5 separate regions of the Homo sapiens genome follow, and regions 2, 3, 4 and 5 are each linked to region 1. Evidence: chromatin contacts called from ENCODE Hi-C or POLR2A ChIA-PET data. All regions are on one chromosome and are shown on one strand. Each heading gives the region's core, a stretch centred on a gene start or an enhancer-like site at or near the end of the contact. The rest is flanking DNA. Distances are from core to core; before and after follow the strand shown. Region 1 holds the start of C1GALT1 (core 1 synthase, glycoprotein-N-acetylgalactosamine 3-beta-galactosyltransferase 1). Region 2 overlaps UMAD1 (UBAP1-MVB12-associated (UMA) domain containing 1). Region 3 holds the start of ZDHHC4 (zDHHC palmitoyltransferase 4). Region 4 overlaps UMAD1 (UBAP1-MVB12-associated (UMA) domain containing 1). Region 5 holds the start of RPA3 (replication protein A3).

What was found. Hi-C counts contacts between places; a loop is a spot of excess contacts on that map. ChIA-PET counts read pairs that join two places held with the same protein, here RNA polymerase II (POLR2A). Pooled maps may share reads with other maps.
Region 2: a pooled map shows a loop between it and region 1 (6-fold over the local background). The contact joins the enhancer-like site here to the promoter of C1GALT1 in region 1. A Hi-C loop is called at or near these places in 4 of 37 single-sample maps with no recorded cell type and 5 of 50 pooled maps.
Region 3: a pooled map shows a loop between it and region 1 (7-fold over the local background). The contact joins the promoter of ZDHHC4 here to the promoter of C1GALT1 in region 1. A Hi-C loop is called at or near these places in 2 of 168 maps with a recorded cell type or tissue (ovary and posterior vena cava), 4 of 37 single-sample maps with no recorded cell type and 12 of 50 pooled maps.
Region 4: a map of naive thymus-derived CD4-positive, alpha-beta T cell shows a loop between it and region 1 (17-fold over the local background). The contact joins the enhancer-like site here to the promoter of C1GALT1 in region 1. A Hi-C loop is called at or near these places in 3 of 168 maps with a recorded cell type or tissue (CD4-positive, alpha-beta memory T cell and naive thymus-derived CD4-positive, alpha-beta T cell), 17 of 37 single-sample maps with no recorded cell type and 22 of 50 pooled maps. POLR2A ChIA-PET finds 5 or more read pairs at or near these places in 2 of 52 experiments (T-cell and naive thymus-derived CD4-positive, alpha-beta T cell).
Region 5: a loop to region 1 is called in a pooled map, with 5 times the contacts of the local background. The contact joins the promoter of RPA3 here to the promoter of C1GALT1 in region 1. A Hi-C loop is called at or near these places in 1 of 37 single-sample maps with no recorded cell type and 8 of 50 pooled maps. POLR2A ChIA-PET finds 5 or more read pairs at or near these places in 2 of 52 experiments (PC-9 and activated naive CD4-positive, alpha-beta T cell).

The regions. Positions count from the first base shown.
Region 1 is chr7:7,181,125-7,183,904 of GRCh38, reverse strand. C1GALT1 (core 1 synthase, glycoprotein-N-acetylgalactosamine 3-beta-galactosyltransferase 1) reads right to left here and starts at 1,361. Exons shown (of 4, transcript NM_020156.5): 1 at 1,085-1,361. RefSeq lists silencers at 572-791, 1,012-1,621.
Region 2 is chr7:7,814,879-7,817,658 of GRCh38, reverse strand. The region is part of intron 3 of UMAD1 (UBAP1-MVB12-associated (UMA) domain containing 1); the gene reads right to left. Among named protein-coding and RNA genes, the nearest start is that of RPA3, 98 kb to the right of the region's middle. RefSeq lists enhancers at 366-455, 1,324-1,513. Within about 2 kb of position 1,423, at least 3 of the 41 ENCODE cell types and tissues checked have a DNase peak (open chromatin) inside an H3K27ac peak, as active enhancers do.
Region 3 is chr7:6,576,049-6,578,828 of GRCh38, reverse strand. ZDHHC4 (zDHHC palmitoyltransferase 4) reads right to left here and starts at 1,375. Exons shown (of 8, transcript NM_001134389.2): 1 at 1,331-1,375; 2 at 109-263. RefSeq lists an enhancer at 132-747 and a silencer at 1,026-1,355.
Region 4 is chr7:7,761,027-7,763,806 of GRCh38, reverse strand. The region is part of intron 2 of UMAD1 (UBAP1-MVB12-associated (UMA) domain containing 1); the gene reads right to left. Among named protein-coding and RNA genes, the nearest start is that of RPA3, 44 kb to the right of the region's middle. Within about 2 kb of position 1,371, at least 10 of the 41 ENCODE cell types and tissues checked have a DNase peak (open chromatin) inside an H3K27ac peak, as active enhancers do.
Region 5 is chr7:7,717,183-7,719,962 of GRCh38, reverse strand. It overlaps RPA3 (replication protein A3), which reads left to right and starts at 1,356. Exons shown (of 8, transcript NM_002947.5): 1 at 1,356-1,448. All of the region lies in intron 2 of UMAD1 (UBAP1-MVB12-associated (UMA) domain containing 1), which reads right to left.

The DNA.
Region 1 (2,780 bases), core at 112-2,611:
CAATTATTCATTGATTCATTATGGTTCTAAATTTATAACTTTTAAATTCATAATGAAATCAATCCATGGTTAGCACAATAGTTTTCTATCTTAAAAAAGCGTTAAAAGGAAATACAGTAGTATGTACAATGGATATAGAGAACTAGGTTAGAAATCTTGAGAATTTTTCCAGGATGTGTGGGTTTTTTGTTGCTGATACTGTTGTTTGCTTTAAATGCGGGGTGGTGGGGGGTGGGGAGACGGTAAGGACCAGGAAAGAATAAATCCACAGCGCTAAATTATGGTCATCTTTTAAGAGTGTACGACTTACCCAAATTCAAAGCAAATGGACAACTTGTCAACACCTACTAATTCCATCACAATTTGTTGGGGAAAAATGGGGTGCAGAAGCAAAAAAAAAAAATTTAATGCCTTTCTTCCTCCTCCATGCCCCGAATGCCCCAACACACACGTATCTGCTTCACTCTGCGGCAGGGAAACTTAAAGAAATAAATCAGCTACAGACAAACCTGATGATCCAAGCTAGACCCAAGCAAGCTCCAGGCACCTCTGGAAGGAGCCCGCTCGCTGGGCGCTCAGGCGGCGCGGCAGCCGAGTGGCTCCCCGGCGAAGGTGCCCAACACCTGGGCGCCCAGTCCGGCGGGACCCACAGGTCTGCGGCGGGGCGGGGAGGGCCCGGGAGGAGGGACTGGGAGGGCCCGGCGGGGCAGGACCGCTAAGTGGTCCGGTCCGGGCGCACTGCGCGCCCCGCCGCGCCGCCAGGCAGCGCGCGAGCAGAAGAGGGGCGCGAGCGGGCACAAGGGAAGGACCCACGACGAAGAGGAGGGTACATGTCCACAAAATTGAGGCCGGGTACGCAGCCGAACGCTGTGGCAGATCGCTAAGGCTCCGGGAGCGGGAAGTCCTCGCGCCTTCCTCAGGAGCCCGGACGACCCCAGCCCGGCTTTGACCCCGAGACACCTGTTCCGCCGCGCCCGGGGTTTGGTTCCATCCTCCACGCTTCCCCACCAACCCGGAGAGGGGGGAGGGCGAGGGGAGACGAGACCTTGGACCCGTAGCCTGAGGGCGCCTCCGCCGGCCATACCTGACATCAGCTGCGGCTCCCTCTCGCCCCTCCTGGGGGGCGGAGAGGGGGACGACTTGGGACTGGTGACCTTTGCTTCTCTGGGCAGCCGCAGAAGTGGCTCGTGGCCGCTAGCCGAGGCCGCCCGCTGCCGCCCAGATTATTCCCCGGCAGCGGCAGCACAGCGGCGGCGGCCAAGGCGGGCCCAGCGCGCGCTCCCGCCCGCTCGCTCCGCCCCTCCCCGCAGCGCGTCCAGGCCGTGGCCCGCCTATGGCGCAGCCGCCACCCGAAGTCTCCTGGCGCTGACGTCTCCGCCGCCGCACCAGCCCCAGGGAAGGGCGGAGCGGGAGGGGCGGTGGGCGGGGATACGGCGACGTGAGGAAGCGGGGATTGGCTGCCGGGTGCACGCTCCGCCCTAATGCGAAGGGGTCTGGGAAGTCGGATCTTGCACGAGCAGTAGATTTTGTTGTATCCCCCTTGCGGCTTGTGTCTGCTACTCTCCGCATTTCTGATCCTGCTGTAAGGTTATGCACTAGCTTCAAGACCTTGAGCGGGACGAAAGCAGGGTAACAATAGGGAGCGAGAAAGGGGATGCTTGAAGGACCTTTGTCTGAGGTACAGGCTCTAACCCTGCAGGACTCTTGTGGCCTGTAGCCTGCTCTTAACCCGTTCATTTGTTTTTCTGTTCTCTCCCCGTGCTCTCTTTACTCAGTATCTCTCTGGGCTTAATAAAAGGAAGTAATAAGATGAAGTATGCATACGGGTGCTGGGTCATCATGTGAGAACCAGGAAGAGCTGAGAACCGAGATAATGATACCAGAAAGCTTTCTATAGGCACATTTCGTCTTTGGTTCTGTCAGCACTTCGGTTCTGTGGGGCAATGGCCGGAAGAGCTTCTTAGGGGCGTAACAAAACCTATCTCCCCTTTCGCTGGGCTCTGAATAAGGAAGTTGTCTTTGGAATAGGGGGAGGAGGCTGCCACCTGTTGAGGCAACCCCACAATAGTCATGAGGTGAGGGTAAGGTTTAGTCTTTACTGGCGTTAACCATTATCTACAAGACCACGTTCCAGAATAGGAAAGCTACCCTGCTTCCTTTAAATGCCCTATCCAAGCGGTTCTTTAGTACTCTACAGCATGGTTGTTAAAGAGTATGGGCTCTGAAATCAGACTGCCCGGGCTGGCATCTTGGTCCCTCCACCTATTGGCAAGTTACTTAGAATGCCTGAGACAAATAATAATATACATTAGTTATTGTTATTTTTCCTTTAATTTGCTTAGGTTCAGCTGTAGTGTAGTTTCTCAGGACATTGCATCAATATATCCAAAAGAATTGTGAAACATAAAGCACATGTAGTGATTCTAATACAGATGTCTCATTTTTCAGATGACAAAACTAAGGCCAGAAAGATAAACTGATAGGTCCATGTTAGAAGAGAAGTGCAGCTATCCTGATGTCCAGGTTATTGCTCTTTCCTTGGCTCATGGGTCCAGACTTCTCTGCCTTACATGATTACGTCCATTCTCTACTCCTCCCCAACTTGTATACAGTTGTTGCTCAGCCTCCTCCCCCTCCACCTTTCCGCAATATCCTTCCACCTTTCCGCAATATCCTTCCACCTTTCCGCAACATCCTTCCACCTTTCCGCAATGTCTTGCCATCCATTGTGAAACATGGAAGGAGAACTCTTTCAGGGGTCAGTGTTCCAAATAGAAACC
Region 2 (2,780 bases), core at 174-2,673, 630 kb before region 1:
GTGGCAGGTTAAATTGGACAAGAGAGGCAAGAGTCACTTTAGGATTTGAGAATTAGAATCATCATTCAGCTGGTATCATGGGAATTATTAAACATAACCTGAAAAACTAACAGAAACTGTTAAGAACCTGGTGAGAATAATTCACTTCGGAGAGATGAAGTAATGTTTCAAATATATTCCCATTACTCTAGCACCGAAAGGTAAGGAGGTTATCCAAAGTTAGAGCTTTTCATGGTTAAGAGTAATACTTAGATAACAAGTTCTTCTGTCTTTTGTCTAGTCTGACTGTTCCTGCACACATCAAACATTAAATATTTATTGAGTGGCTGATGCATGCCACGCACAGGGAACAATGATGAGTCAACCCGAATCCCCACTTCATGGCACTCCTGGTCAGATGTACAAGGTGTTAAGGGACCAGAGGGGAGACTAAATGGCATTGAAGATGAAAGATATTTGAGCAGGGGTTTGAAGGATGAACAGGAATTTGCTCAGTGAACACAAGACGTATGGGATAAAGTTCTTCAGAGAAGTGACAGAAATTGCACAAACTTCAAGAGAAAGGAATATACTCAAGAAATGGTAAGAAACTCTGTATGGTGACACAGAACAGACCTGAACGTTTACACAGAGGAGCAGGACCAGACCACGAAGGACCATATATGCACAGTAGACACAAATTACTGGATTTTATCCTACAGGCAGCTGAAGAGCCTCTGATGCCATCAAGTAAGGCAACTACATGGTCAGATTTGTGGGTGAATGGATTGAATGAAAGTAGGACTGGGCATTAAGGGCTATTACAAAAACTCTTTGTAATAATCCATGTGAAAGATAAGGCCAGAACCACTGTAGTTGCAGTGGGGAGGTAGAGGAAAGGACAGATAAGCAAGGTAGCCAGAGGAGGTAGAAATAAAGTGATTGGTGATCAATTGGGTTGAGAATGAAAGAGGAAGAAGTCAAAGATAATTCCCAGGCTTCTGACTTGAGAAGATACACCTCCATGCCAACTCATTCTATCAGCTTTCCTTTTGGACTTTGGCTCACTCAGATTGGTCACTGCTGCTTTGCCACATTCTCTTTGTCCCAAAGAATGTCCTTGAATGCTACCGACACTGGTGGCATATATCCCAAGGCAGTCATTCCCACCTCTGAGTGGCGGTGATAAGAGAGAAGCACCACTTCTTCCTCTCCCGGCCTCATCTCTACAGCCTTCAGCAACTAACAGCAGCAATCTTTTATAGAACACTCAGTTTAGTTCTGCACACAAATCATTGAAGTCAATATATAGTTATTGTGGACCTCACAGGAGAAGGCACTACGGAAAAGAGAAGCAAAGTGAAACAGCAGGTTTCTGCAGCGTTATTTATATAGTGGAGACAGGAAAACAACACGATGCAAAGCATAGGTTTTGTGGTTAGTCAGGCGCAAGTCTCAATTCCGGTTCCATTAATGTTACTGTTTTTTTTGTGACCTTGGGAAATGGGTATTGTTGAGCCTTGGTTTCCTCCTCTATAAGATATATAGATAATATTGCCTACCTCGTCTGTAAAAATTAATGAGTTAATACATGTAAAGGTCCTACCAGCATTGTGCTTAGCTTATCCAAGATTTTTTTTTAAATTAATGTCCTTCTTTATTTCTTGTCCCACTATGACTACTCAAAGACTTCGTGGCCCTAAATAGAATCCAGGCATCACTAATGAATGCTTCTCTCTATTTGTCCTCCCCCACCTCCACTGATATCTATTGTTGGACAAATGAACCTTCTAAAAGCAAAATAGGTTGATATCTATGTCAGAGACCTCTTGTAGCCTACCCAATATTCATCCTTCCTTTCATCTTTAATAGAATCCTGATTTTTCTGGGGGTAGTAGCAAAGTACCAAGCTAAAGTAGGCTCCTTACCAGGCTCCCGTGCCACTAGGGGTGGCCATATGTTATAATATGGCCAGTAAAACTGTTAGAGATTTTTTGAAAAGTTTCTGGACACAGTTTTATTCTCCCTTTGCTGTCTTCCTCCTTCCTGCTTCCTGGAAAATAGATATGATGGCTGGAGCTGCAATAGCTAACTTGCAACTATGAGGAACTATAGGACTTTGGTCTTAACATTCCTGAGCTCCTGAATCAATACTTTAACTACCTTCTATGAGACTTCTTGTCACATGAGAAAAATTAAGCCCCAAATTAAACCCCTGCCTTTTACTGTAACTCTCAATTGAGCATAATTCCTAAATGATTTAATCAATTCTACTCTACTCTGGCATGATTTTTAAGGCATTAACCATAATTTCCTTCCAATCTAAAAAGAAACTAATACTTACTGAGTATCTAGTATACATCAGATACTGTGTATATAGACATACAAATAAATATTACATATTGACTCACCAAATTCTTATAGTAACCCTGTACAATAAGTGGTAAAGCCAAGATCTGAGCTACAAGTCTGTCTGATACAGTTCACATTCTTACAGCTATCCATACTACAGCAAGGGTTATGAAAATCTGCCACTGTGAGGAACCATCACTCCCGAGACAATCTTTCTCTCTAAGTTAGAAAGGCACTTGTCCTACATCCTCTATACTGATATCAAAAATCCAACTGGTAAGCCATCTAAAAAGCATATCTAGGATTGAAAGTGTATACAGAAGGGAGACCATGAAGTGGCTGATGTGACAAGTAGTGAGACTTGCAAGATGCCTGCGGTACACCCTGCCCGAAAGCAGCTTGGCAAGGTTGATGACCTGGAAAGGAGGCTCCTTTCACCTGCATCTTCA
Region 3 (2,780 bases), core at 126-2,625, 610 kb after region 1:
CTGTAATGCCAAGTGAGATAACCAAACAAGAAGCTATTCATGACATGATAGGTGAGAGTAAACAAACAGCAGCAATTCTCACGGGGTGATTCAGGGTACCCAGCCTACATTTCTCTTGGTTGGGTAATTTTCAGCCGGCAGCTCTGGCATTCCTCTTCCCAACATTCACAGATAATTCAAACAGCAGCTCCTCTTGGGCAGCAGTGTGTGCCTGGCATGACCAGTAGCTGCCGGACATGGTTCTTCCAGGAGCCTGGATCTGGCTGCAGAGACAGATCAATTCAACACCCACATAAGACGACAAGAGTTGCAGTCAAAGGCAGAATACCTGTGGAAAAGGATTTGGAAGTAGGGGATTTTCAGCACCCCCAGCATGAATGGGTAAGACTTTGGGAGAAATGGCCCAGACTAAGTTGCTTAGGCCTGCTCCCAAATCTTTGGGAGGCCCAGGCAGGAGGATAGCTTGAGGTTAAGAGTTCGAGACCAGCCTGGGCAACACAGTGAGATCACTGTCCCTACATAAAAATTTAAAAATCAGTGGGGCGTGGTGGCCCGCGCCTGTGGTCCCAGCTACTTGGGAGGCTGAGGTGGAAGGATGGCTTGAGCCCAGGAGGTCGAGGCTGCAGTGAGCTGTGATCGTGCCACTGCCTTCCAGCCTGGGCCATAGAGCTGGACCCCATCTCTAAAAACAATAAAAGAGGCCGGGCGCGGTGGCTCACGCCTATAATCCCAGCACTTTGGGAGGCCGAGGCGGGTAGAACACCTGAGGTCAGGAGTTCGAGACCAGCCTGACCAACATGGTGAAATCCGTCTCTACTAAATACAAAAAAAATTAGCTGGGCGTGATGGCGCATGCCTGTAATCCAAGCTACTGGGGAGGCTGAGGCAGAATTGCTTGAATCCGGGAGGCGGAGGGTGCAGTAAGCCGAGATCGCGCCACTGCACTACAGCCTGGGAAACAAGAGCGAAACCCCGTCTCAAAATACAATAATAATAAAGACTTTGTGAGAAACAGCTAGTTGGGAAGAAATAAGCCAAGTCGGTAGCCTTGGGTCTCTCCCCGCCACTCCCCATTAGGGCCTCCCGAAGCCACCCCCATCCAAGGCACCTCCTGGGCGGGCCTGGTCGGAGATTTCCCTGGGGGCTGGAGCCCTGGTAGGGGGACGTGGAGTGCAGCAGGCTCGGAGGGGACACCGGGGCCGCCCCGGACTCGGGCGAGGTGGGGGTGGGACGGCGGCCCTACACACAAGGGGAAAGGGAGGGTCAGAGGAGGAGACTGACGGTCCTGGGACAGCCCAAGCTTCCCACAGCCCCGCGGAGGCGGCCTTACCGCCAGCCGCTGGGCTCCGGCGCCTCCCGGGCGCGATACGAGACTTCCTGCGGGCTCGTGACATCAGCACGGCGCCCCTGAGGGGCTGACTTCCGGCGGAAGTGTGCGAGGGCCGCCGCGGGTTGCGGGGCTGGAGTAACAGTGACCTCCCCGGCGCCCTCGCAGCCAGCCTGGGGACCTCCGTGGCCGGGTGTAACCGCTGGGAAGTGCGATTTTATTTTATTTTATTTTATTTTATTTTATTTTATTTTATTTTATTTTATTTTATTTTATTTATTTTATTTTATTTATTTTATTTTATTTATTTTATTTTATTTATTTTATTTTATTTATTTTATTTTATTTTATTTTATTTTATTTTATTTTATTTTATTTATTTTATTTTATGTATTACCTATTTTCTTATTTACTTATGTATTCGTTCATTCATTCAGAAACAGCCTCGCTCTGTCGCCCAAGCCGGAGTGCAATGGCGCTATCCTAGCACACTACAACCTCCAACTCCTGGGCTCAAGCAATGCCTCCTGCCTCAGCCTCCCAAGTAGCTGGGACCACAGGTGCATGCCACCACACCCGCCTAATTTTTTTTTTTTTTTTTTTTTTTTTGTAGAGACGGGTGTCTCACTATGTTGCCCAAGCTGATCTCGAACTCCCGGGCTCAAGTGATCCTCCCACCTCGGCCTCCCAGAGTGTTGAGATTACAGGCGTGAGTCCCTGCACTGGGCTGGAAGTGGGATTTTAGAGCAGTATTGCCAGGAGACTTACAGGAGGACCGACCTGGGCCTGGTGGGGGCGATCATTCTGGGGCTGTGACAGGGACTAAGCTGCCCTGCGGCCTGCACAGAGACCAGTCATGTCCCTGCTCAGAGCCCAGCAGGGGGATCCAGGTGGCCCAGGGCAGTCACACTTAGGGGGCTCTCAGACTATGTCTGTGTGGTGGACAGAGTTTGCTTTCAGCCACCCACACTGTTGAGATCTAGCAGAACATTTCCAGCATCTTCCGTTGCAGAAGCGGGCAGAAAGCACAATGTGTACCCATCAGTCAGATTCCGCTCCATGTGTGTCCTTGCTCCTGATGACAAGGACATGTTGCTCTGTACAGCCCTAAATATCCTCGGGGCAGTGACAAATACTTGACCACAAACGTTGAGGATAAAAGGGAAGGGTGTTTGATGCTAGGCAGGCTTGGGGTAACAAGAGCTGCTTCCAAACATAGCCCTGAGAAGGCCCTGTGGGGTGTCCTTTGCTCTGACCATCTCTGAATCAGCTGAGGCCAGGGTCTATTCCTGATGCCTCTGAAGACCTGAGCCAGGCCTGTCCTCCTTTGAGGGGAAATGTCTGATCTCCAAACACTGGCCTTAAAGCTCTTCTCTTTTCCTGTCTCTTTGCTACCTACGTCAGCTTCTTGATGCGTTTTCTTTTCCTTTTTATGAAACTCCTTACCAACAGG
Region 4 (2,780 bases), core at 122-2,621, 580 kb before region 1:
GTAAATCATTATGCTATTAAGTCAAGTAAACCTGAACTGTTTACTTATTACATAAATCACTCTACTATTTTTGTAACTAATTTTGCAGTTTTAGTAGAGATGGGGTTTCTCCATGTTGGTCAGGCTGGTCTCAAACTCCTGACCTCAGGTGATCTGCCAGCCTCAGCCTCCCAAAGTGCTGGGATTACAGGCGTAAGCCACCACGCCCGGCCTAAATTTCAATCTTAAATATATTTAAATTTTTAAAATTCAAACGTCTTTGTTACTCCAATGACTGGAAAAATGTCATTGGCTTTGCATGTTCTCATTTATAAATGAGAGCTAAACATTGAGCACACATGGACATAAACACAGGAATGACAGACACTGTGGTCTACTGGGGGTGGAGGAGGGAGGAGAATGTGGGCTGAAGAACCACTTATTGAGTACTAGGGTCACTACCCAGGTGATGGGATCCATACCCCAAACCTTAGCATTATGCAATAGTCCCATATAACAAACTTGCGCATGCACCCCTTGTATCTAAAATACAGGCTAAAATTTAATTGAAGAAAAATTAATAAAGAAATAATTTTAAAATGTCATTGGCTTTAATTAAATAAAAAGCACTTCAATTAAATATCAATTATCCATATTTAATATTTTAAATACTACCTATGTTTATGACAGTAATATACATTTTTCCCTACTAGGCTGTTTATAACTTGTATCCTATGCTCAAAACATTTAAAAATATAATTTGGCTAGAGAATTTCAGGATATTTATTTCCTAAATACTAGGTTTCCATAAACATAAAACTCCTGTTTTATATCATTGTTTATTTAATATCACTCTGATATTCTCTATTTTCGTTTAAGAGTGCCGGCTTAAAAGCATTTAAAACAATCAAACCTGCTAAAATTAATGTTATTCAATGCATTTTAAATTAAATCCATTAAATCTTACATATATGTAATGTGCTTTCAACTCATGAAGCCTTCGACGAAAACAAATTCTAATCCAGCCCAGGAAAGTGAAGAGTTAAGTGTGCAATTTAGGAAAGAAATATGGCAAGTCCATATATGTGACTCAGTCTTCGAGTGATGTTTATATCACTCTAAGACAGGGAATCCTGTCTCTGTCTGCACTATATTATGATCCTTGTCATCGCCTGCCCTGGAGCAGTTGCATATGCATCTACTTCTCCCACTAAGCAAGTCTCTCTTGAAGGGCAGAAGCAAACGAAACCTTTGTAATTTCCATGAGGCATCCCATAGCAATTTGCACAAAGCAGTCACACAATCAATGTTAAGTTATCAGAAGAGCAAAGTTCTTGACTTTGCCTTAACACACAAGACCCACGAAAAATGAAAGGAAAAGTAACTTACACACATGGGGTGGGGTTAGTGGTAGTGGTGGTAAGAATGTTAGCAAGAAACCTCGAATGAAAATATTAAAATGTGTTGTGACTTAATCAGTCACTGATGTACTTAAACAAGAGTCAAGATTTTTTTTTAAGTAACTTTTCATACTTCCCAAGTTAGAAGCTGGGGAAGCTTCATTATTTTGTTTGAAAGTTCTCCGAATTAGACACACCCATATGACACAGCCAATGTAAATAATTTGTTCTCCTGGTGTTGCCACTGCTGAACAATGATGAACGGATCAACAGTACAGATATTCCCCAAGGAAGAGTGACCTACTGTGTAAAAAATACATCCCGAAACAAGGAACTGTATTTAGGATAGGTTTCTACTTTCTGAATTCTGGCACGCCCTTAGTCCCTAACTGCCTATGAATCAGTCTCCTGAAAAACCTGCAACTGATCTTTCAAAAGCAATGCAATTCAATTAAACAAACATTTATTGAGCGCCCACTGTATAAAAAAGCACAAGAATGGAAACTGAGGGAAAAGGGCCTGCAAAGGAGACGGATAAGAAGCAACGTTCAGAATAGAAAGAAAAGATACAGAAGAGAGGGGTGTATGGAATACAAAAGAGGAACTGGTCAACATTCTCAGATGTCACAAGGGGGGAGAGCTGAGATTCTAGAAGAAAAGGTATCAAAATTCTTACTAAGTAAATGCAAACAATTGGGATCAATAAATAATAAGATGAGTGTCTTTCCATGTAAAGAATGATTCTGCCTTATAAATCTATTCCCCAATAATAAGTTCTAGTTCTATTAATGTCACTACTAACCTCCCTACCATCCAAACTTGAGATTTCTTCCTTTTCCTTTTAATAAGAAATGTGATCCGTTACCAAGTCCTATTACTCGCACCCACAAAATTTGTGTACTGCACAAGGATGTGAAAAGGAGAGGAGCATTGAAACCAAAGACATATCTTTAATAATTTTCCAGCAGATGGCAGTCAAGTGTCTTATTCTAATAAACATATTACAACAATTTTCTAACAGATGGAAGTAAAATGTCTTAAAGAAGTGGTACTTTTTTTTTTTTAGTTAGGTCTCACTTTTATCACCCAGGATGGAGTACAGTGACACGATCACAGCTCACTGTATCCTTGACCTCCTGGACTCTGGTGAGTCTCCTAAATCAGCCTCCCGAGTAGCTGGGACCACAGGCACATACCACCATATTGGCTAATTTTTTGTATATTTTGTAGAGACAGGGTTTTACCGTGTTGTCTGAGCTGAACTTGAATTCCTGGGCTCAAGCAATCTGCCCACCTTGGCCTCCCAAAGTACTAGGATTACAGGCGTCAGCCACCGTGCCCAGCTGGGGTGACCTTTTCATAATTCACAAAATGCACTAAGCAGGTCAGTGGTGGTCCTGC
Region 5 (2,780 bases), core at 107-2,606, 540 kb before region 1:
GAGTACTTATTAAACACCTTTAATGTTCAAGACCCAGGGAGGTACTTCTCTGAATATGGAAAGGTTAGTGTACCACTTAAACACAGTACACTGATTTACCATCTCTTGTTTGTACAGAATTAAATAGTCTAGACAATTTAATTATTTTAATTGATCAGTGTAAGTTGTTGTGAACAATTCAGAATAAAAGCTCCAAGTACAAGTACTTTCTTTCCACATTATTCTTCTCATCTTCAGTTCACATATGAAAACTAAAGCCTCCTAAACTTAAGATTATAAAGTACTGCAAAGTACAGTAGTCACTAACGTGAAAAAAAAAACTACTACTTTCCATGGCTGTCTATAGCTCAACTCTCTGAAAAATATACAGTCGGTTTGAAGTCTTTTGTGAAATCCCTTGTGAGACTCTACTGTTGACTGTGGTTAGAATACATTCAAAAGTATAATCAGATTGCATCATCACCATCACCTGCTCAGAGGCAAGTTGAAGAAACATGTGCTCATGAGGCTGAAGCTGGCTTATTGTACTACACTCTCATGTGGGCTTGCCAGAGAGATTAGTCACCATTTTGCAGCTGGTTTCAAATTCAGTTGCTGCGATACAAGTGCAGATGCAATGGCTTACCCTAATTATATTGCTCCAGTTTAATCTTTCCATTTGTAGCATACTATATACTGGATCAAATTCAAGACTCTGGATTGGTTTCAAATAGAAGAGATTTCAAAATCACACATTTGTTATCCTCTCCTAAAGCTTGCTGATCATATTTCATCATTGTATCTGCTAGATCTTCTGAATTCACCCTAAAGGTGTTTTTAGCTCTCTAAACCATCACTAAATCTTGATAATTAATAAAAATGCAGAAAAAAACAGTTCTTAAAGCTTTTTTTAACACAATAAAAGGAAAGTTATGTCATCTCCAAAAATACTCATATGTTTTTTAAAATTTCAATTTTCTTCCTCTTTGGAATTAAATATATGAGCAAATTCTAAGGAAATTAATTGTAATCAGTGGTTTCTAAACTTAACTGATGGTCAAAATCACTTGGGAAGCTTTAAAACACACATACATTTCCCCCACTTCACCCTGTACCTGTTGAGTCATAATTTAAAGAGGTTTCTTTTTAAATTAATCTAGAAGTTAAATAAAGCTAATGCTGGTATTGCTTCTGAGAGTCAGAAAGAAAAAAGAAAGGTTCCTGCCTATCTCATGCAGGTCTTTTTAACTGCCTGCTACTGTCCATATTTAATAAATGCCATCTGTCAAGAATGATGTCTATACAAAGAGATGATGTAATCAGAAGAACTTTAAAATAAAAGAAAAAATAAAATCCTAGCATCATCAGATCCACAGAAGCTACTCAGATAAGAGGCTCCAAGAGGACATTTTTGGATGTGAAAAACAATGAGAAGGAGGACAACACACATTTACAATCGTCTTAATTTTGTAAGTATCTGTTTGAATTTGTTGGATACATAGTTTTTTCCTTCAAAATAACTTAAAGGTATTATTTTGAAGACACACATAGTCAAGTTTAGATTATGCATTTTTACTCCGTTCTTATTCATTTGTTCCATGCTAGTGCTGGGAATATGGTGGTAAGAACAGACAACCCATGCCCTCACTATGCATACAGTATCATCGATGGCATTATAAAAATATCAAAATAGTTTTATGGTTAAAATAAACTATAAGAAATTCACATAAGTATATTTCAAAATACCCTTGGGGATAAAAATAACACATTCAAGTTACAGCTGACACATTATTTGGAAAAATCACTCAAGTTCTGCAATTTCTTCTTCCCAAATTAATACCAGTTTTACTTTCTTATCTGATCTAAAATTTATAACTTATTATACAACAATGTGAAGTTAATAAGTGAATGGTATATCACAGGTTATTCAACACACTGCTAAAATTAAAAATCATTGTGTCAATTCTAAAAACTAGATTTCCCTAAACTCTAAAAGCTACACAACTATGACAAACAGAATCTACAGCACTCTGTGACTCTTAATATTACAATTAAACATCAAGTTTATTAATAGAAAAGTTTGGTAAACAGATTTTCACATGACATAATGTGTCAATTTGATAATTATGGCCAATCATAAACTTAAGCATAAAAGGTGATGGTAAGATAAAAACAAAATCTTGAGGACAAAATTTCAAACTCATGCTCTCATCCAGGCCAGAGTTCCTGAACTATACAATGACAAACTAACTTCTTTGTTAAACTGCATTTTACTCTTTACAAATACAAGTAGTTTTCCAAATACTCCATGCTGTTGATGCCCCAAAGTGGGAAAAACAGATGAATTAAATAAATAGAGGCCATGTTAGCCAATGTGATTGAGACCATTTCTTCATTTAATAAAAAAATCAGTTAAAGTGGGAAATCATAAAAAATACATGCATACCTTAAACATTTTACTTCAAAACAATAAATCATATTCATTTAATAAAGTAAATACTTCTGAAGTAGCAGAGTTGTCTGAGGTAAATACCTGAGGTTATCGTCTCACGCCAAAGAAACTGAAGGACGAGGACACACAAGGAGTGAGTTTAAGAGTGGAGTTTTAATAGATGAAAGAAACAGGAGGCTGGGCGAGGTGGCTTATGCCTGTAATTCCAGCACTTTGGGATGCTGAGGCAGGCGGATCACTTGGGGTCAGGAGTTCGAGACCAGCCAGGCCAACGTGGTGAAACCCAGTCTCTACCAAAAATACGAAAATTAGCTGGGCGTGGTGGCGCATACCGGTAGTCCCAGCTACG